Linked DNA regions of Homo sapiens: all the other regions are linked to region 2. Evidence: chromatin contacts called from ENCODE Hi-C or POLR2A ChIA-PET data. All regions are on one chromosome and are shown on one strand. The core of a region is the stretch at or near the end of the contact, and the rest is flanking DNA. Distances in the headings are between cores, read along the strand shown.

Region 1 (5,477 bases), core at 1,085-3,584, 600 kb before region 2:
GGAAAATCGCTTGAAGTGGAGGTTGCAGTGAGCTGAGCTCAGGCCACTGTACTTCAGCTTGGGCAACAAGAATGAAACTCCATCTCAAAAAAATAAAATAAAATAATAAAAGACTTATAAGTAATTTTACCAAGTTCACTCTTATTTTCTTATAAACATAAAATTACATTTCCTTGGTAAAAAAAAATTATTGTAAATATAATTTGATGGATTTCTGGCACAGGACTGGAACCACATATAATACTAACCAAATCATCCTAAGGGTTTTCACGAGCTATCAATATACCAAGTGCACGACAAAACTGACGTGCCAAGTGCATATTCATCCCATCAAAAAGTCACTGTAATGTGCTAGTCTAGTTTTTGTTCCCATGAAAATAAGATTTTTAAAAATAGTTTTATTCAGTGGAAGTACACATATGAATTCCTCACCTGTCGTTCACAATAGGCTTTCATTAGTTTACTAAGTGGTGTATGCCTCTTAATCTTAAACTGCACCACAGAACCATCCTGCCCCGCCACCTTCAAATTAATATGATCGTTGTTCTCAGTCTTGACTCCTTCCTGTTAAAAGAAAAATAAAAGTATAATTTGGGAAATGTGATCAACGAACACGTTTTATAAAGCAGCAGCAGCCCTAGTTGCTTCAAAAATCAACAGGTTTCTCATACTGTATGCTAAAACGGCATACTGCTGTTTTCAGCTGCTGAAATCAATGTGAAAGCGGAAAAATCCTGCAGTAACAGTATTAGATAGCTGTCAGATACGGAAAAGCCTACATGCAATACTATCAGTAGCAACAATATGTTTAAAGTTGGGTCCTATTCAGTGTATTGCAACGTTCTCTTGAAGTTAAACTTCCTAAAATGACATATATCACTCCCAAAATACTTTACCCCCCAAAAAAGTTAAAAATAGAGTCCCTTCTCTTTTCTAAGCACTTTAAGTACAACTGCAAGAAACAAAACAATAAATCTACAGCCTGCCATTCAAAACTCATTACCGTTGTCATTAAAAAGTTACCAAACTCAGTTTAATAACCTAAATCCAATCTCCATTAAAGGAAACACACAAACAAAAAAAACAATCGAAGAATATCCCGATTCCCCCCGGAACAGCGGTAATACTCAGTCAGGACCACAGTTAACGTTCTCCTCTATTAGCAGCTTCATTTTTATTTTCGGTTAAGAGCACTTATTCTCCCCTCCCCCCCTTTGTTGTCATGGGTCAAATACACAGTTTTATCCTGATTTGTTTCTTGTAGATTTCGACCCAACCTAAAGTTGTCCAAAATCGAGTGCAGAAGCAATTCTGTAGCCCTAAAACGCTCCAGAAAGTAAAGGCGCGGGAGGCGGGGGGTGCCACCAAACTAAAAGCAGCAAGTCCCGTGTGCCCCGATGATGGGTGTCCCCAAGTCCTCCCGGGAAGTCTCCGGGTGCCTCAAAAGCCGCGTTCAAAAGTTAAGCCGCACAAAGTCTCTCTGCTCGTACCTGTGCCTCCAACTTCATGAAACCACATGGTGTTCGCGGATTAGGGGTTCGTTGGCACCCAGGGAAAAGCCGCTGCCCCTCCCCCTTCGGGCCCCTGAGGCTATTAAAGTGGGAAATACTCCACGGGAATCCCCCTACCCCCAGGCCCAGGACGGCGGCCCGCGGGCATCCAGGTTCCTGCCCGTCCGCAGCCCATTGATTCGCCCCGAACCCTCGCCCCGCCGCCGCGGCCCCAGGCAGGGGTCCCCAGATGCCCGCGGTTCCTACCCGAGAGGTGAAGCCCGAGCCCAGAGGACTCCTCGCCGCCTCGGAGACTGCAACACCCGACGCGGGGTCGACAGAAGGTGGAGACCCCGCGCGCCCTAACGCCCCTCCTCACGCGCGCCGGCCGGCTGGGCCAAGAATCCCCGTTCGGGGCTGGTGGGTCCGCGGGCGTCCGCTTTCTGCCCGCCCAACTCGCGCCCGGCGCGCACTCGGAGGCCGCCGGGGGCGGGAGAGAGCGGCGGGGCCTCCTTCGGCGCGGGAGGGAGGAAGAGAGGGAGGGAGGAAAATGGCGCGGAGCGCCCGGGCCTGAGCCGCGGCCGGCCCCGTGGGGGGCCCGGGAAAGCGCTGGGAGCCAGCGGCGGGCTCTGGCCGGACCCCGGCCCGCGCCATGACCCCCACCGCGCGGCGAGGCGAAGGGGCCGGCGGCGAGCTCACCTTGGGCTTTTCGTCGGCCATGGCGAGCGCCGGAGTCTCCTCAGCTGCCGCTTCACAAAAGAGGTACCAGGTCCGCACCAAACGAGCACACAAGCAGCACCAGGAGCGGCAGAAGAAGGAGGCGGCAGCGGTGGACGAGGGGAGAGGGTGCGCGCACGTCGTGCGCTCCCTCCCCCCACCCTGCGTGCGCGAGCACGAGTAGCCGAAGCCTCCCATTGGCTGGCGCCTCGCGGGAGCGCGCAACGCTTACATAACCACCCCCACCCCCCGTCCCACGCCACCGCGTCCTGGGCCAGGCGCCCGCCCGGCCGGCGGGAAGAGGCGCGGACACGCGCACCCGGCCCGCCGCGGGGGCGCGCCTGGCTCTGGGCGGGGCTGTATTGTCCTCCTTCGTGGTGGAGCATAATCAAAATGGCTTCCAGCTGGTCCTCGGTGGGAACGATGAGGCTCGAGGCTTTAGACGTAAGCCATAGGCCAGGGAAGGCAGACTTACTAGAGGAGGAAGGGGATTCCTAAATCAAAGCCCCAGCATGAGGTTCTGGAAAAATCTCTCTCATTCAGTGGACCAGCAGCCCTCCCATGGTTACTTCCTCTCAGTCAATCTCAACCTGCTTCCCACCGGACTCTTGCCTAAAATGCAGTGTCTTCTTCTTCTTCTTCTTCTTCTTTTTTTTGAGACGGAGTCTCGCTCAGTCGCCCAGGCTGGAGTGCAGTGGCACGATCTCGGCTCACAGCAACCTCTGCCTCCCGGGTTCAAGTGATTCTCCTGCCTCAGCCTCCCGAGTAGCTGAGACTACAGGTACCCGCCACAACGCCCGGCTAATTTTTCGTAGAGACGGGGTTTCACCGTGTTAGCCAGGATGGTCTCGATCTCCTGACCTCGTGATCCGCCCGCCTCGGCCTCCCAAAGTGCTGGGATTACAGGCGTGAGCCACCGCGCCCGGCCTACAGTGTCTTCTTCTGTCCTGCTGGTAACCCTAGACTTTGACTAGCTACGGGAAAATATTCATGTATTCATTCAACGAGATCCTTACTCATCGCCTGTCTTCCAAGAGGAAACAGTATCCATAAGCGAGAACTACCCAACAATCAAGCTTCCAGCCAATTTAATCCTTTCCTCGTTGCATCCAGTTAAAACATACACATGCGTCCCTCCTGTCTGAAGAACAATCCGATGTGTGTGCACTGGATTCCATCTCGCTTCTTCCCCCGGGGCTTTATTATTTCCTTTTGTCCCTGAATTTTCTTCCTCTCCTCCGTTAGTATAGAAAAAAAAAAAAAAGCTCCCAATTCTATGAAGTTACCATCCTATCTCTCTCCATTCTTGGCCAAACAGCTCGAAAAAATGTCCCCGCCAGCTGTCTCCAACCCCTCCCCTCCCACTCACTCCTCAACCCACTGCAATCTGGTGCTGTCCCCAAAGTTCCACTAAAACTGCTCTCCACAAGGTCACCGCAGACTTCTTTGCTGAATCCAGTATGCTTCTCAGTTTGTCACTCCTCTTGAACTTTGCAGGAGGTAGGTTTTCCTCTCATCTCTAGCCTGTCCTTTGTTCTCTCTGCAATTTTTTTTCTTACTCACTCCTTCCCTTAACTGTTCCTTAGGGTTTTCTTCAAGATCCTTTTATCACTCCATTCCCTCTCCGAGGATGATTTCACCGATTTTCATTACCATCTCTTTGCTAATGATCCTCAAATCCATTATTTCTAGTCCACGTCTTTCTTCTGAGTTTCCAGTTGATTTCTGAACATCTCCACTTGGATATCCCAGAGGCACCTCAGACCCAGCAACTCTCAACTAAAACTCCTCACTTTACCTTCCACATGGGTCCTTCTTCCTGACCTGTCACTCTTAAACTGAGTGACACACCACTACAACAGCTGCCCCAAGCTGGAAAGGCCAGCAACATTCCTGACTTCTTCTCCTTCACACACTCCTCATCCAATCAATCTTGGCCAAATCTTGTCTATTCCACCTTCTTACCAAATCTAATTTCTTTGGCCTCTGGATGGAGCTGCATTTGCTGGCCTTCTGTAGGTTCTCTTTGGGGAGGAAGAGGCTTAAGACCTTAGATGTGTGATAGGCCAAAGCAGGAAGACCATCTAGTTCAGATCAACACTCTCAAAAGAGGCCGGGCATGGTGGCTCATGCCTGTAATCCCAGCACTTTGGGAGGCCGAGGTGGGAGGATCACCTGAGGTCAGGAGTTCGAGATCAGCCTGACCAACATGGAGAAACCCTGTCTCTACTGAAAATACAAAATTAGCTGGGTGTGGTGGCGCATGCCTGTAATCCCAGCTACTCGGGAGGCTGAGGCGGAAGAATCGCTTGAACCCGGGAGGAGGAGGTTGTGGTGAGCTGAGATCTCACCATTGCACTCCAGCCTGGGCAACAAGAGCGAAACTCCATTAAAAAAAAAAAAAAAAAAAAACACTCTCAAGAGATACTGCAATATCAGCCGGGCACGGTGGCTCATGCCTGTAATCCCAACACTTTGGGAGGCCGAGGCGGGCAAATCACCTGAGGTCAGGAGTTTGAGACCAGACTAGCCAACATGGTGAAACCCTCTGGTGGCTCACGCCTGTAATCCCAGCACTTTGGGAGGCCGAGGCGGATGGATTGCCTGAGGTCAGGAGTTTGAGACCAGCCTGGCTAACATGGTGAAACCCTCTGGTGGCTCACGCCTGTAATCCCAGCACTTTGGGAGGCCAAGGCAGATGGATTGCCTGAGGTCAGGAGTTTGAGACTAGCCTGGCTAACATGGTGAAACCCAGTGTCTCTACTAAAAATACAAAAATTAGCCAGGCATGGTGGCAGGCGCCTGTATTCCCAGCTACTCAGGGGGCTGAGGCAGGAGAATCGCTTGAACCCAGTAAGTAGAAGTTGCAGTGAGCCAAGATCACACCACTCACTGCACTCTAGCCTGGGCAACAGAGCAAGACTTCGTCTCAAAAAAAAAAACAAAAAAACAAAAAAACACAAAGATACTGCAATATGGAAATACCCTCCTAACTCATCTGTTTTTTTTTGTTGTTGTTGTTGTTTGTTTTGTTTTAGACGGAGTCTCGCTCTGTCGCCCAGGCTGGAGTGGCACGATCTCGGCTCACTGCAACTTCTGCCCCCCGGGTTCAAGCGATTCTTCTGCCTCAGCCTCCTGAGTAGCTGGAACTACAGGCACATGCCACCACGCCCGGCTAATTTTTTGTATTTCTAGTAGAGATGGGGTTTCACCGTGTTAGCCAGGATGGTCTTGATCTCCTGACCTCGTGATGTGCCCGTCTCGGCCCCC
Region 2 (5,319 bases), core at 375-2,874:
TGGTTAAGACTTGTATCTTCACCCTTGAAAAAGCCCACATTCTATCACAGTGATGTATGGTCAGACTTAACAGCCCCAATTGTTAAACACTTGGATCAAGTCATAACCAGTTTTATTGCAAAAGGACCCTGTACACATTTATCAACTCTAGTACCTTAATAGCTACCCAACAAGTCATTAACATACAGAAACATGCATCATGAGAAGCAAGAAGTATCACCCATCCCTTCTGCATATTAGCAACTTGTCACTCCTGAGCAACAGTGCTCACATCACTGAGGTCTGTGAACAGTCACTTTTCGCATTCATCCTGAGTGAAAGATGGAATGACTTAAGTACAAATGCAACATATTATAAACAATTTCTTACAAAAAAAGTCACAAATTAAACCAAAGTATTTTACAGAATTTACTACAAAACGCCATAAAAACTGCCTTCACTTAAGCTCTCTCTCCCCGTATCCGGCGAGCCAACTGGATGTCTTTGGGCATGATGGTGACTCTCTTAGCGTGGATGGCACACAGGTTGGTATCTTCGAACAGACCCACCAGGTACGCTTCGCTAGCCTCCTGTTGAGGACGAGAGCCGCACTATTAATCCCACTCGGGGAGCGGAAACCGCCCAGCCCTCCCCCGGCTCCAGGCCTTTGTCTTACCTGCAGCGCACCGATGGCTGCGCTCTGAAACCTCAGGTCGGTTTTGAAATCCTGCGCGATCTCCCTCACCAACCTCTGGAAGGGCAGCTTCCGGATGAGCAGCTCGGTCGACTTCTGATAACGACGAATCTCTCGAAGCGCCACGGTCCCGGGCCTGCAGCGAGCAGGGGAGGAGTGAGCGGACGCTGCCGCACAAAGCCGGCCACCGCCGGGCCATTGTTCCCCCGCCCGACCTACCTGTAGCGATGAGGCTTCTTCACCCCGCCGGTAGAGGGAGCGCTTTTCCTGGCGGCTTTCGTGGCCAGCTGTTTGCGGGGGGCTTTCCCACCGGTGGACTTACGAGCAGTCTGCTTGGTTCGGGCCATTTTCTTTCACCTAAGAAAGACGCCCCGAAGATAAGGCCGCCGCGCTCACCCGGGCCGCCCCCCAGGGCTGCGGGGGGAGGAACAGATCCTGGCCCCACCGCCGGGCCTCCCGCCTCCCCGCGCCCCACCTCGCGGCAGCAGATGGCCGAGGGCCGCCAACCTCCTCCCCCTCCCCTAATGACTCAGGCTGCGAGGAGCGGCAGCCTCCCCCGGGAGGGGGAGCGCGGGGAGGAGTCACTTCCCTTCCTCGACGGGCGGAGGCCCGACTGCCCGGAACCCGGCGTCGGGACCTCTGAATCACCGCCGGGAAAAGGCGGGGACACAGTTCCGGAACAAAGCCCCAAGGGGAAACCTCCCGGCCCCATACCCGACCCGACGCCAGCGGCCCGAGCAGCCCCCGCCGCTCGGCTCCCAACGGCCGCGGCGCGCGGCGCCAACGGTTGGCAGAACCTGAAGCCGCGGGTAAACCTACGAACGCCTACCCAACGCCGAAGTTTTAGGCCACTTCTCCGACCGCCGCGCCGCTTCCGCTGCCCGAGGAAGAGCCGCAGTCGACGAGCGAAAAACCAGCACCGCCCAACGAACGACCAAACCGCTCTGCGCTCCAAGCCCCCGCGTCGCCTCCGTTTTTATAGGCACGCTTCACGCTGCGTCTCTGCGTCATAGAACCCTTATTTGCATACACCAACGACTTTTTCTATTGGTGGGCGCTTTCGCCGACGCGCTGACATCCCCCGACACAAAGGCCGTGCTTCGGCACTGTTCCATGATTGGTGCATATCTACGCCGCTGATTGGCTGTTAAAGTGGCCTAATGATTGGATGGATGCAAAGAGGAATGGACGAATCAGAGTTTAGCACTAAGCGGCCCTTCTGATTGGATAAAATGGAGCTATGTTTGGATCCTTCCCTTGGTTCCAAAGCTCTGCAATAGAAAGTCAATGCAAATGAATTGCATTGGTCTCTATCAGAATGAGCAGGAGTCTAAACTCACAGGCATCAAGCGAATGCTATGCACCCAGAGAGGCTACTTTAACAAAATTTTTGTAAATATTTTCCGATGTAAAATAAAATGTGTTCCCTGGATTATTTACCTTTCATAATATTTTGATAGTTAAGTGCGTAGTGTGAGAATTAGAATTCAGTAAATCATGTTATATTATCAAGTATTTCATATATCATGCACATACATTTTTAACAAAAAGCAGGTCTCTTGGTGGGGTGGGAAGGGGTAAATAATAAATACAAATAAACATGTTAATAAATTATTTTAGAGGAACTGTTTTGTATGTTTTTAAGGTGTCACAAAATATTTTTTGATTTCCATATGCTTAAACAAGAGGTAACTTACTAAGCAACATGTTACTTGAATTATGTACTTCAAGTGAATGAAATGACTACAGCTAGAAAGTAAATAGTCCTACTATAGTATTTGCATGTCCATAAAGAATAAACAAAAGATAACTAAACTAGATATGTGCCCTTTTGTTTAATAGCATATCCTGGCAGGTATTACTTCTGAAGAAACATGACAAATGTGTAAATATGCTAATCCCTACCTTTGCCTAAGTAAATGTCTTGGGTAGATTGTAATAGTCAGTTCTTCAGTTGCCTCAAGTATATAAAATACCATAGCAGGCTTAAGGTTAAGACTAGCCAAGCAAAGCCCAGAAAATTGAAATAGAGCCTTGGGCATTCTACTCTATAGTTCTGATGCTGGTCCAGCAAATATTCTAAACTATTAAAAGAAAAAGTAGCAGATACAGGTATGCATAGGTTTCAACTAAATTAATTTTTTTTTTTGAGACGGAGTCTGACTCTGTCGCCCAGGCTGGTGTGCAGTGGCACGATCTCAGCTCACTGCAAGCTCCGCCTCCTGGGTTCACACCATTCTCCTGACTCAGCCTCCGAGTAGCTGGGACTACAGGCGCCTGCCACCACGCCCGGCTAATTTTTTTGTATTTTTAGTAGAGACGGGGTTTCACCGTGTTAGCCAAGATGGTCTTGATCTCCTGACCTTGTGATCCACCCGCCTTGGCCTCCCAAAGTGCTGGGATTACAGGCATGGGCCACCGCCCCTGGCCGGTAATTTTTTTTTTTTTTGAAGTGGGGTCTTGCCCAGTCACCCATGCTAGAGTGCAGTGGTGCAGTGACCACGGCTCACTGCAGTTTTGACCTCCTGGACTCAAGCAATCCTTCTGCCCCAGCCTCCCAAAGTGCTAGGATTACAGGCATGAGCCACCATGCCTGACCTTCAGAGAATTACAGTACGTAAGTACAAATACCTCAATATTGACTTGTCACACCAGTGGTCAAGTATCAAACAATGAGAAAAAAATGCACACTTTGAAAAACTAGCTCAGCTTCATCTCAATCTCTGGTATCAAATTCCTGTTATTATTTCAGCCTTCTTAATTTTTTTTTTTTTTTTTTTGAGACGGACTCTTGCTCTGCTGCCAGGCTGGAGTGCAGTGGCGCGATCTCAGCTCCATGCAACCTCCACTTCCTGGGTTCAAGCGATTCCCCTGCCTCAGCCTCCCAAGTAGCTGGGATTGTAGGCATGCGCCACCATGCCCGGCTAATTTTTTGTATTTTAGTAGAGACAGGGTTTCCCATGTTGGCCAAGATGGTCTCGATCTCTGGACCTCGTGGTCCGCCTGCCTCTCGCCTCCCAAAGTGCTGGGATTACAGGCGTGAGCCACCGCGCTCAGCCAGCCTTCTTAATCTTAACGTGCACATTATGTATTTAATCATCATATACCTAAATTTACTGTGATAACCAACTTTGATTTCTGCCTTTGACTCAAAATTTGAGGTAGGGAAAAATTACATGATTTTATTAATGCCATGCTGAGAAGAGAAACCTAGGTGGATTCTCATGCTTTATTCTCAAACCTGTGTCAAGTTAAGAAACAGGGGACTGTTTAGACACACATATGAGGCTGTCAAATTCTCTGGGATGCAAACAGAAAAATAACTTGTCATCTTTTTTTTTTTTTTTTTTTTGACTTTGGCCTAGAAGAGGAATAGGCTTTCTAAATTGGTCCCCCACTTTGTGTTCCACGATTTTTTTTTTTTTTTTTTTTTTTGAGATGGAGTCTTGCTCTGTCGCCTAGACTGGAGTGCAGTGGCGCCATCTCGGCTCACTGCAAGCTCCGCCTCCCAGGTTCACACCATTCTCCTGCCTCAGCCTCCTGAGTAGCTGGGACTACAGGCGCCCGCCACCACGCCTGGCTAATTTTTTTGTATTTTTAGTAGAGACAAGGGTTTCACCATGTTAGCCAAGATGGTCTCGATCTCCTGACCTTGTGATCCGCCCACCTCGGCCTCCCAAAGTGCTGGGATTACAGGCTTCAGCCACCACTCCCTGCTGTGTTTCACGATTTTTCTAGGTTATACAGAATCCTGTCATTTCCATGCCTTTGTGTGGATGGACAGTCATTTTCTTTCCAGCTTTGCTGATTATTAGAAACTAAAGCCACCCGGAGAAAAAAGGTATGGATATACATTTATCCATTTAAGTATGATTCGTGGAAACAGGAGTCCGGGCGCAGTGGCTCACGCCTGTAATCCCAGCTCTTGGGAGGCTGAGGAGGGTGGATCGTGAGGTCAGGAGTTCGAGACCAGCCTGACCAACATGGTGAAACCACGTCTCTACTAAAACTACAAAAATCAGGTGGGCGTGGTGGCACACACCTGTAATCCCAGCTACTCAGGAGGCTGAGGCAGGAGAATTGCTTGAACCTGGGAGGCAGAGGTTGCAGTGAGCCGAAATCACACCACTGCACTCCAGCCTGGGCAACAGAGCAAGACTCTGCCTCAAAAAAAAAAAAAAAAAAAAAAAAAAAAGGCTGTCTCTCTTACTTCGTAGTCATGCAGGTATGTTTCACTTTTTCCAGATTGGTACAACGGAGGAAAAGCAACACAGGAAATGAGGAAGAATAAAAAATGTTTATACAATGAAAAAAAGCAGAAGAAAACAAAACAAACAAAACCCAACAGTGAATGTGATGTAGTCTTGTAGGCTACTGTCCTAGTTCCTCTTGTTACCAACTTGCTGAGTAACTTTGTGCAAGTTACTTAGCTTCTCTGGGTTTCGGTTTCCTCTTTTGTAAATTAAGCAGTTTGGATGATATCATCTCCCAACTCCACCAGTACACACTTATTCTGAAGCTCATGATATACATCTATTATTTAAAATCCAGTGCTGTGAACTCTATTTCTTCAGTCAGATCACACTTGAGTATTGTGAGGCTAACATAAACCAAGTAACTTGCGTTTAATCATAGGATTAAAGCAA
Region 3 (5,036 bases), core at 1,416-3,915, 900 kb after region 2:
TTTTTTTTAAGGTAGTGTGTTGATTGAGCTTTATTTCAGCAAACAAAAAATATTTCTAAGAACTTGCATAGGTTCTGTCGTTAGCATACCCTCCCTAACTCAGTTTGCTCAAGAACTGTGAATTGTCCTGCCAGTGGGGTGATCAGAAATGGGACCTGCATGGTATGAGGACCAGTTATCCCCATCATTGTATGTTCACTCACAAAGACAGAACAATCCCCTCCGGTGTCACAGGCACTGTTCTGTAAGATCACTTTGGCATTTTATTGAATACTTTCTGGTGAGGTTCTCTTTCCCTGCACACAGGCTTTTCTTCCCTAAAGGCCTCTAACCTGCTGGAAGATAGGGACCAAGTTGAGTATTTTATTTCTTCTGTCTACAGCATCCAGCATAGTTCTAATTAAATACAATTAGGCAAGTACTCAAATAAGTCTTGCCTAATTATATTTAAAGTAAGTATCCTGCTTAAGTGAGAGAAATTCTTGGCAGATCTTACCTCTAGTACTATTGTTTAGTGCCAGGATGGAAGGTGAGTCTCTGAATTAGACTTTTTGCTGAAAGAACGCTCCCAGCTGGGCATGGTGGCTCACGCCTGTAATCCTAGCACTTTGGGAGGCCGAGGCAGGTGGATCACCTGAGGTCAGGAGTTCGAGACCAGCCTGGCCAACATGGTGAAACTCCATCTCTACTAAAAATACAGAAATTAGCTGGGTATGGTGGTGCATGCCTGTAATCCCAGCTACTAGGGAGGCTGAGGCAGGAGAATCACTTGAACCCAGAAGGTGAAGGGCACAGTGACCAGGCGCCAGAGTGAGACTCTGTCTCAAAAAGAAAAAGAAAAAAACGCTCTCCTTTAGCTGGATGTAGTGGTACACACCTGTAGTCCCAGTTACTCAGGCTGAGAGGAGGATTTTGTGCGCCTGGGAGGTCAAGGCTGCAGTGAGTCATGATGGCACCACTGCACTCCAGCCTGGGTGACAGTGAGACCTCGTCTCAAAAACAAAAACAAAACAAAAAAACCATGCTCCCCTACAGCTTTCTTCCCTACAGTTACAGAAGCTTCCAGAAATCCTCGTAAGGCAGAATAAGAGTGTAGTATTGGCCGGGCATGGTGGCTCACGCGTGTAATCCCAGCACTTTGGGAGGCCAAGGTGGGCGGATCACCTGAGGTCAGGAGTTCGAGACGAGCCTGGCCAGCATGGCAAAACGCTGTCTCTACTGAAAATACAAAATTAGCCAGGTGTGATGGTGCATGCCTGCAATCCCAGCTACTCGGGAGGCTGAGGCAGGAGAGTCGCTTGAATCAGGGAGGTGGAGGTTGCAGTGAGCCAAGATCACGCCACTGCACTCCAGCCTGGGAGACAGAGTGAGACTCCATCTCAAACAAACAAAAAAAGATTTGGATCAGGAGAGGGCCTCAGAGCCCAATAACAGCTGGAACCTCACCAGCAAGCAGAAACCAGAGGGGTCAGGGACTTTGTCTTCTGAATAAAACAATTTTGATTCCTGCAAAGTAATATACACACTGCAAGAACTCGGCAAGTACCTATAGAATGTACGCCTGCATCTATGTTTATAAGGGAAAATTAGGCCTACAGAAGTCTGGAAAGAACAAGGGCATGGGGCAAGGGTGGGGACAGCATCAGGCATGGCCGCTGTGCATCCCGTGGGCGCAGTCTACATGTCGTAGAGCCGGAGCTGCTCCTGCACGTCGCCGTCGGACATCTCGCCAAACGTCTCCTTGTTGTCTTTCATGAGCTTGAAGATGGCAGCCAGCTGTTCCTTCTGAACTCTGTCGAGAAGAAAGGACAAAGAGGAAGAAGGTGCTCCTAGCCCACTGGGGAGAGAGGGAGCCTGTGTGCAGCCGGCGGAGTTGGGACTCTCCTCTCTCTTGTGTGACTGCGGTTGCTTTTCAGAACAAGAAGAAAATGAAAATAAAACCCACTTAGAACATCGGAGCTGGTTGGGTCTGACACACGCAACTTTTGAGGGCTCTAAAAACTGGGATGCGAAATCTCAGGTTTGCCGGGGAGGTTTGGGGACCCCAGGTATCACTTAGGTGCTCTGTGCCTCAGTTTCCCTTTGGGCCTCATTTGATTGTTGACTGCATGTCCCACAGTGATGTAATGAGGAAGAAGATAGGCTCCATGAAGCAGCTTGAGGTAGTGCTATGAAGAAGTAGGTTAGAAACAGCCTTCGTTGAGAGGAATGAGCCGAAAGTGGAGAAAGAAAAAACATTATCAGCTGGGAAATCAGGGAGCATACAAGTGTGTGCAAGACGGTGCTTGGCAAAGGAGCGGGGAGGGAAGCCTGTGGGGTTTCACTGGCCAGAGAAAGGGGGGTGCCTTTTCCTAATTTGCACAAGATACCCTATGGCAGGTGGCGGCCCTGCCCCTTTTATCAAGGGATGGGTGTGGAGGAAGACTGGCCTAAATGTTTGCTCCACGCGGGTTCTGTGCTGGGAGCAATGTCTTGTTATCTTTATGAGGCTCAGCTACACCATCTGACCAGCACAGGACAACTTCTGCAGCACAAACACCTCAGGTGGGGCGAGGCGGCTGCCGAACCCAGGGAGCCATATGTTTGTTGTTTGCTCCACTCTGGTGCCCTGTGCTCCTCAGCCCAGCCGGGCACTGCATCCTGGCTGCATCTCACTCTTCTGGTTTCTGCAGTTCCTGCCCCCCACACACCACGGGCTCAGTGCCTTCAGAGAACGTAAACCACATCACAGTGTCGGACCTCTCAGCCCTGCTCTGCAGCTGGGTCGGCTGTAAGCACGTTACAGGCTCTGCAACCGCAGGACCTCAGCATAGCCCTGGGCCACTGGCATCCCCCACACTGCCTGGAGGGGTGGTCTCCACGTTCGCTCCCATACTTTTGCTACCATATTCCTTTGCTTCACCCTTCCCTCCTCTCCTCAGCCCCGCATCTTCCATCCTGCAAAATTTTCTGTCTAGAGCAGCATCTAGTAGTTGAAATACTGAAGTCCCACTTCCCAGCCTCCCTTGTCCCCTGGGAAAGCTGTGTCTACAGTCGGTTCCCCTGTCTGGTGAAGCAGCAGCCTATGATGTGTGCTTTGTGCCCTCCTGTAAGAAGAAAGAGGGTCAGGTGCAGTGGCTCATGCCTGTAATCCTAGAACTTTAGGAGGCCAAGATGGGAAGATCACTTGAGCCCAGGAGTTCAAGACCAGCCTGAGCAACATAGTCAGACTCTGTCTCTATAAAACAATTAGCCAGGTGTGGTGGTGAGCACCTGTAGTCCCAGCTACCTGGGAGGCTGAGACGGGAGGATCACTTAAGCCCACGAGGTCCAGGCCACAGTGAGCTGTGATTGCACCACTGCACTCCAGCTTGGGCAACAGAGGGAGGCCCTGTCTCAAAAAAAAAAAAAAAAAGAAGAAGAAGAGGAATTCCCGTGAACAGAAAGGATGTGCTGAGCTCTGTGGATGGAAGCACAATCCATATGTCCCTGAGTGAACACAGATCATGTCATGTGGTTTTGACAGCCATGGTGACTGCATATTTTTTAACAGGGTGGATGTATGGCTTTGTACTCTGCTGCAGAGTAAGAGGCATCAAAATGAAAGAAAGGTCAAACTTCAATGGGTTCAAAAGGGATTTTGTTTTAAAACAAAGCAAACTGAAAAAACACACAGTAATTGAGATCATCTACTCAAAGTTTATTGGACTGAACAAAGGCTGAATACAGAGATCCAAGCCATGAGGAGTACATGAGGTGTGGTGCCTATAAGCCAGGGTCGGAAACTTTCCAGACAAACCTAGATAGCTCTACTAGGAGGGAGTCAACGACCTATTGTGTCAATTAGATCCCAGCCTGGACAAGGGCATGACTATTGCTGTTTGGGGACACGTGGCTCTGTGTTGAAGGCAATGACTGTGTGGCTGTTGCCATGTGGCCTGTTCTCCCCTAAGCCCTGAACCAAAGGTTCCAGGCCCAGATGAGAAGGCCCCTGGGAATGCATGCCATAGGGGTTGATGCTGGACATTCCCCAGCCTTCCATTAAATGAAAACATTTTCTATAAACTTACTGCTTTAAAAAAATGTTTTAACCAACAAACCTAAGAACTGCAAATGAGTTTGGTATAGTATAAATATTGTCAAATATAAAATTCCAAGAAACCCATTTGAGACTGATCTGATGATCTGAAGTTCTAACTAATCTATCAAACTTTCTAAGAAAAGGCATAGGTCAAGAAATCTTTTTAAAGCAAACATTATTGCTTCTGCTATAGCAGAGTGGAGATTTGGCTGAGCTGGTAAGAACCTCAGTGAAAAGGTGTCTTAGCAATGAAAGGGCTGAATCCGAGATTCCTCTAGATGAAAAATAAGGGGAATGGTCAAGTAAATTCCTGGTACTGGTTCTTTGCTGCCCTGTAATCAATATGGCATCTCACCCCCGACAACCAAGCCAGCCACAGAGAGAAGTGGGGTTCCCAGGGAAAGGGGTCGGCTGACCACCCTGACGGAGCTGGTGAGCACAGGTGAGCTCTACCTCATTTGTCTCTCATTCCTCAAAGTCTTCTGTGGTTTGGCTTCAGTGAGGGCAAAAGAGGGGAGACTGGAGTGAAAGTGAACTCTGCTTTTAAAATGTTCTTTTTATCTAAGGTGTGCAGGGTGTGTGGATAGCAAGTTTGAGTGGTAAGAAAAATCCCAGTCCAGGGTCTGAGCTCTACCTCTTAAAACTCTTCAGCTTAACAAAGTGACCCACAGGAACAGACATGAACATCTCTACACAGGGCAGGGCCAAAGGTGTTCCCAGGATCCTGCTAGCCAAGGGACAAGTCCTGATTGAGGGTCTAGAGCTCAGCAGATTTATGGAGGCAGCATGCACCCTGGGAGCCTGCCCAGACTCCTCTCTGGGGTTTCCGTTTTATCTCTCAAGCTTTTAAGATGCCAAAAGGAAAAGCCTTTAGGAGGACGCTAAGGATAACTTCGTTATTCTTCAGTTCTGTAAAGAGAAATGGGGAGAAAAAGATAATTTATTTTACTCATTCCATCCTGCACCATGGGCAAGG
Region 4 (5,785 bases), core at 54-2,553, 730 kb before region 2:
AGACAGGCATAAGAAATTACAAAAGTATTAATTTGGGGAACTAATAAATGTCCATAAAATCTTCACAATCCACGTTCTTCTGCCATGGTTTCAGCCGGTCTCTCTGTTTGGGGTCCCTGATTTCCCGCAACATCAGTGGAAAATGGAAGTCACAAATAACTTTGTGTGTGTGTGTGAGTGAGACGGAGTCTCGCACTGTCGCCTGGGCTGGAGTGTAGTGGCGTGGTCTCGGCTCACTGCAACCTCCGCCTCCCGGGTTCAAGCGATTCTCCTGCCTCAGCCTCCCGAGCAGCTGGGATTATAGGGGCCTTCCACCACGCCCAGCTAATTTTTTGTATTTTTAGTAGAGGCGGGGTTTCACTACGTTGGCCAGGCTGGTCTCGAACTCCTGACCTCGCGATTCGCCCGCCTTGGCCTCCTAAAATTCTGGGATTACAGGCGTGAGCCACCGCGCCCGGCGAAATTTTTTTTAATTCTTAAAAATCTATTGCTTAATCCCCAGCGCCTAGAACAGATCATGCGCATAGGAGGTGCTCAATGAATCTTTCTTGAATGAGTAACCGAACTCTGCACCCGAGGAGCCCTGAACGCTCTATACGTTCGAATCCTGGAAGCTGCCGAAGGGGAAGGGCGCAGCCCCGCAGCCAGCTGAGCGTCCCTCGGCAGGTTAACACTGTCTGCGTAATGTTTCCCCAGTCCCCCCACCAAACTATTGAAGTCTGCCGCGCTGGGAGCGGACTGCACGAGACACGGCTTGTGGCAGCGCCTACATCAGCGGCGCCTGGGACACAGCCGGGCCCCCCTGACCCCGCGCGCCAAGGAGGGCTGAGGAAGGGATCGCGGGGCGAGGAGCGGCAGCTACACAAGGGACACTCTGCCAGCGGGGCAAGCCGAGGGCCCAGCGTCCTTGACGGGGGCGTGACAAGGGTCGGCGTGAGGTTTGGAGAGGGCAGAGCAGAGGAGCCCTCCAGGGATCGGATCCAATGCCCCAAGCCCCACTCACCTTCACCGACCCTGGCTGCCCACGGTCCTCCGCAGCAAGTAACGGAAGTGGGTCACGGGAAGATCTTTCCTCAGCCAACCCCAAAGCCAAGGGGGTGGGCCTTGCTTCGCAGATCAGCCAATAGAGATGAGGGCTGGTTCCGGAAGTATCTTCCCGGGGGCGGGCACAGCGCCTCCCCCGCGCGGGTCCCCGGGCGCTGGTTGGGGGCGCTCCCGTCCCTCTCCCCTCTGCCCCACCCCCGCCGATGGGCCGGCCCGGCTCTCCCTGCCGAGAAATGGGCCGGCCCGGCTGCGCGCGGGCAGCAGCGGTGGCGGCGGCGGTCCAAGATGGCGGAACTGCAGCTGGACCCGGCGATGGCGGGGCTGGGAGGGGGCGGCGGGAGTGGGGTGGGCGACGGGGGTGGCCCAGTCCGCGGGCCCCCCAGCCCACGCCCGGCTGGCCCCACGCCCCGCGGGCACGGCCGCCCGGCTGCCGCCGTCGCGCAGCCGCTGGAGCCGGGTCCCGGACCACCCGAGCGGGCAGGGGGCGGCGGCGCGGCCCGCTGGGTCAGGCTGAACGTGGGAGGCACCTACTTCGTGACCACCAGACAGACCTTAGGCCGGGAGCCCAAGTCATTTCTCTGCCGCCTCTGCTGCCAGGAGGACCCGGAGCTGGACTCAGACAAGGTGTGCCCCGCCCTCGGGCGCGCCCCCGGGCCTTCGAACCCCCTGGTTTCTCGTAGATCGGTCCCCAGAGTCCTGAGACACGCTCCTCACAGGCAGCCCCCTCAGGCCGGGACCCCATCCTCCCCCTCCCTCCCACACTACTCGCAGGGGCCTCAGAGGGACCTCCCACTCCCCTTCTTCCATGCTGAGGCATACTCTGGCTTTCTCCCCGACCCCGCCCTTCGTTCTCTGAGACTCCTTCCCACACTGCGCCCACCTGCACCCACGAGAACGCACTCCACACCCCTTCTCCATATTCTCTGCCCCTGACATCCCACTGAGATCTGCATGAGTTTTCCCTGGCTCCTCTTCAGTCCCCCCACTGCCGGTGCCAGATGCATCCAGAACTGGGTCAGGGTTAGCTCAGGCATCCTTGTAGCTTTCTCAGACTCCCTCTCGGACCCCTCTGCCAAGTTGGGCTTCCACAGCTGCAGGAAGCGCTCCTTGTGATATCACACTGCTTTTCTATAGTCCTGGTCGCAGAACTTTTATCTGTTAACAGTCACTGGTTTAGGTCCATATTTAGATCAAATGCGTTTTTTGGAAAGAGGTTACTGTTTGCCGCTGCAAATCTAGGCTAAGACAGAAGGAAAATGAAAATTTTCCCGGGAAAATTTTGGGCAGGATGCATGGCTGCTAACCAAAGGGTTGAGAGGTGACAAGACACTTAAACCATTTCCAGTTTGAACTGTGTCAATTTCTTTTTAACTTTACGTATTCACCTTTAAGTTCTCAACTTAAAGGCACTGACCATAACTCACACCATCTTATATCCCATATAGCACTCAGCTGGTGACCTCAAAACAGAGCTGGAGTTGCGTAAACATTTGTTGTTTTCGTTTATTCCTCTTCTCTAAGAAATCTCAGATTGATGGAAACCTATCCTGCCCTAACTTTAAAGAGATTTCAAAACCCTTGCTTATAAAGGAATTATTTTTATCTACTCTATATCCTCCTTGTGGTAATAGAAGCCAGTTTCTTCTTGTTCCTTTTACTGTAAAGATGAGTAGGATTAAAGCTGCTCAGAGCCAAGTCCTGGCAGTACCGAGCTTCCTCTGGGCACAGAGCTGGGGTGTGTGAGATTACAGCTGGCAGTGCAAACTCCCACTGATGTTGGCCTTGAGCTCAGGAGCATTGCCAACTACACAGAGGTTTTCTTGGAATTAGGAATGCAGTTCAGAGGCAGTGGAAAAGTCAGAATGTCCATCTCAAGCAAAGATTTCAGTTACACAGCTACGGCATTTTCTCCCTTTCTTAATAACAAACACGCTACAGAAGAATGTTTGTCACTGTAATTATTGTCCAGGCAAAGATTGCAAATTCCAGCCAGTAAGTAAACGCCTAAATGAGTATGACTGTCTGTAACACCCTACCTAAGATGATCTTAATGTACAAGATACATAAAGCTATAGCTTTCTTACCAATAGTTTGTGACAAATGTGTAACAAAATTTGCCATCACTAAAGTCTTTTTTAGCTGATGGAATGAATTGTTGTCTTGGGGCGCTGACAAAGATGGTGAAATCCTGCCCTGCCTTTGTTTAAAATACTCCTCAAAGGTCCACAATGATACCCTTGTGTTTGGTTGGCAGGATGAGACAGGAGCCTATCTGATTGACAGGGACCCCACCTACTTTGGTCCTATCCTCAACTACCTCCGCCACGGGAAACTCATCATCACTAAGGAGTTGGCAGAAGAAGGTAAGCGCACTGTTTGCATTGGGGATTTTCAAAATGCAAGTAGAATCTTTAAAGTTGTTTTACAGATTTCAATTTTGTTTGACATTTTCATCAGGCGCATGTGCAGGTATAGTTTCAGGTTTATGAAACAGAGCAGAAACTACCAGTCTTGTCTGAGGGAGTCATGATTAAGGAAGCCTCCTTAGGCTTTGTTCAGCTTCCTGGGTGAGAAGGAAGATAGGTAGCTCCGCTTTGCAGATAACTTCAGGAGTTCTTTCCGAATCTCCAGAATTGTCACGATCCTTTTTTTACATTTGTTTGTGTGCTAGCAGTGAGTGTCTGTAGTCTGAAGAAGCAAGACATCTCTGACATTCAATTATTTATAGTTTTAATTTTGGTTTGAACTCACAGTTGTACAAAAATAATAAAGGCTTGGCCTCATTTCTTTTAAGACTCTGGCCTCATGCTTCCCTGTAAATGTTTGCAGCTGACCTAATTCATTCTCTAGTTCATTGTCAGGTGTATCATTACTTGCCTCATCTTTGTGGTTTGTAGGGCATTGGGACTATAAGTGGGTCTAGTCCACTTTCTACAAGGCTTGGCATGGTCCCACTGAAGGCATTCAGTTGTAAAGGGGACTGTCCCTAAATCCAGGGCACCCTGATCTGGGAGCTTTGGCTCTGAGTAAGAAAGCTTGTAATGGCTGTACTAGTTAATGAAGTGACTGTGAAACAACTCTGTTTCAGCTAGTAGAAAGAGGAATTGCTCTCTCTCTCTTTTTTTAAATGTCCCTTTTTAAACAATATTTCAAACGCATACAGAAGTAATGGGAATAGTACATACAGTGAATTCCTTGCATCCACTATCCAGCTTCAACAATTACCAACTCATGGGTGATCTTAATCTTATTTATTTTTCTTTTTTAATTTTTGTAAGTACCTAGTAGGTGTATATATTTATGGGGTACATGAGATTTTTCTTTTTTTTTTCTTCGCTCAGGCTGGAGTGCACTGGCACAATCTTGACTCACTGCAACCTCAGCCTCCTGGGTTCAAGCGATTCTCCTGCCTCAGCCTCCCAAGTAGCTGGGATTACAGGCGTGCACCACCATGCTTGACTAATTTTTTGTATTTTTAGTAGAGACAGGGTTTCACCATGTTGACCAGGCTGGTCTTGAACTCCTAACCTCAAGTGATCCACCTGCCTCAGCCTCCCAGAGTGCTGGGATTACAGGCCTGAGCCTCCGCGCCCGACCTGAGATGTTTGGATATAGGCATGCAGTGTGAAATAAGCACATCATGGAGAATGGGGTATCCATCCCCTCAAGCATTTATCCTTTGTGATACAAAAATTCAATTACCCTCTTTTAGTTAAGTATCTTTTCTAATGCCTTTAATTAAAAAAACTTTATTTTGAAGTAATTTAAAACTTCAAAATAAGCAAGAAAAGAGCAAGAATAACACAGAGAACTCCCTATATCCCAGATTAACCAATTTTCAATGTTATTTTTGTCATATTTGGGGTATGGGGAGATCTTTTTGTTGTTTTTTTAAGAGTCAGAGTCTATCTTATCTTGCCCAGGCTGGTCTCAAATGTCTGGCCTCACATGCTCCTCCTGCCTCAGCCTCCTGAGTAGCTGCGATTATAGGCATGAGCCATCATGCCCAGCTTTTTTTTTTTTTTTGAGACGGAGTCTTGCTCTGTTGCCCAGGCTGGAGTGCAGTGGCGCAATCTCGGCTCACTGCAAGCTCCACCTCCCAGGTTCACGTCATTCTCCTGCCTCAGCCTCCCGAGTAGCTGGGACTATAGGCGCCCACCACCACACCCAGTTAATTTTTTGTATTTTTAGTAGAGACAGGGTTTCACCATATTAGCCAGGATGGTCTCATCTCGATCTCCTGACCTTGTGATCTGCCTGCCTCAGCCTCCCAAAGTACTGGGATTACAGACATGAGCCACCGCGCCCGACCTTTTTTTTTTTTTTTTTTTTTTTTGGCGACAGAGTCTCCCTCTGTTGCCCAGGCTGGAGTGCAATGGCACTATCACAGCTCACTGCGACATCCACCTCCCGGGTTCAAGCGATTTTCCTGCCTCAGCCTCCTGAGTACCTGGGATTACAGGTGCATGCCACCACGCCTGGCTAATTTTTTTATTTTTGGTAGAGACGGGGGTTTCACCATGTTGGTCAGGCTGGTCTTGAACTCCTGACCTCGTGATCCACCCGCCTTGGCCTCCCGAAATGCTGCGATTACAGGCGTGAGCCACCATGCCCGACCTTTTTTTTTTTTAAATCATATTTGCATTGTCCTTCATTCTCTATTTCCCCCTCCCTACCCCCATCCTCTTGCCTCTCCCACCACAGTTATTTCTGAACTATTTGAGAATAGATTGCAGATTTC

What was found. A loop is a pair of places that touch in the nucleus more often than their neighbours do. ChIA-PET counts read pairs that join two places held with the same protein, here RNA polymerase II (POLR2A). Pooled maps may share reads with other maps.
Region 1: a pooled map shows a loop between it and region 2 (14-fold over the local background). The contact joins the promoter of SUMO2 here to the promoter of H3-3B in region 2. A Hi-C loop is called at or near these places in 2 of 37 single-sample maps with no recorded cell type and 9 of 50 pooled maps. POLR2A ChIA-PET finds 5 or more read pairs at or near these places in 4 of 52 experiments (OCI-LY7, WTC11, activated CD4-positive, alpha-beta T cell and 1 more).
Region 3: a loop to region 2 is called in a map of posterior vena cava, with 9 times the contacts of the local background. The contact joins the enhancer-like site here to the promoter of H3-3B in region 2. A Hi-C loop is called at or near these places in 1 of 168 maps with a recorded cell type or tissue (posterior vena cava), 1 of 37 single-sample maps with no recorded cell type and 6 of 50 pooled maps.
Region 4: a pooled map shows a loop between it and region 2 (7-fold over the local background). The contact joins the promoter of KCTD2 here to the promoter of H3-3B in region 2. A Hi-C loop is called at or near these places in 2 of 37 single-sample maps with no recorded cell type and 10 of 50 pooled maps. POLR2A ChIA-PET finds 5 or more read pairs at or near these places in 2 of 52 experiments (HEK293 and activated naive CD4-positive, alpha-beta T cell).

What each region holds. Positions count from the first base shown.
Region 1 is chr17:75,180,625-75,186,101 of GRCh38, forward strand. It overlaps SUMO2 (small ubiquitin like modifier 2), which reads right to left and starts at 2,335. Exons shown (of 4, transcript NM_006937.4): 1 at 2,190-2,335; 2 at 433-564. The coding sequence starts at 2,210. RefSeq lists an enhancer at 1,643-2,293 and silencers at 1,875-2,274, 2,405-2,634.
Region 2 is chr17:75,778,155-75,783,473 of GRCh38, forward strand. It overlaps H3-3B (H3.3 histone B), which reads right to left and starts at 1,625. Exons shown (of 4, transcript NM_005324.5): 1 at 1,503-1,625; 2 at 893-1,030; 3 at 656-809; 4 at 1-569. The coding sequence starts at 1,020. The coding sequence ends at 441. RefSeq lists enhancers at 713-1,317, 5,004-5,183 and a silencer at 946-1,215.
Region 3 is chr17:76,675,911-76,680,946 of GRCh38, forward strand. MXRA7 (matrix remodeling associated 7) reads right to left here. Exons shown (of 4, transcript NM_198530.4): 4 at 3,656-4,969. The coding sequence ends at 4,957. Among named protein-coding and RNA genes, the nearest start is that of MXRA7, 33 kb to the right of the region's middle. Within about 2 kb of position 2,666, at least 4 of the 41 ENCODE cell types and tissues checked have a DNase peak (open chromatin) inside an H3K27ac peak, as active enhancers do.
Region 4 is chr17:75,045,922-75,051,706 of GRCh38, forward strand. It overlaps KCTD2 (potassium channel tetramerization domain containing 2), which reads left to right and starts at 1,304. Exons shown (of 6, transcript NM_015353.3): 1 at 1,304-1,668; 2 at 3,299-3,407. The coding sequence starts at 1,330. ATP5PD (ATP synthase peripheral stalk subunit d) reads right to left here and starts at 1,048. Exons shown (of 6, transcript NM_006356.3): 1 at 1,004-1,048. RefSeq lists enhancers at 515-584, 523-1,108, 993-1,287 and a silencer at 985-1,414.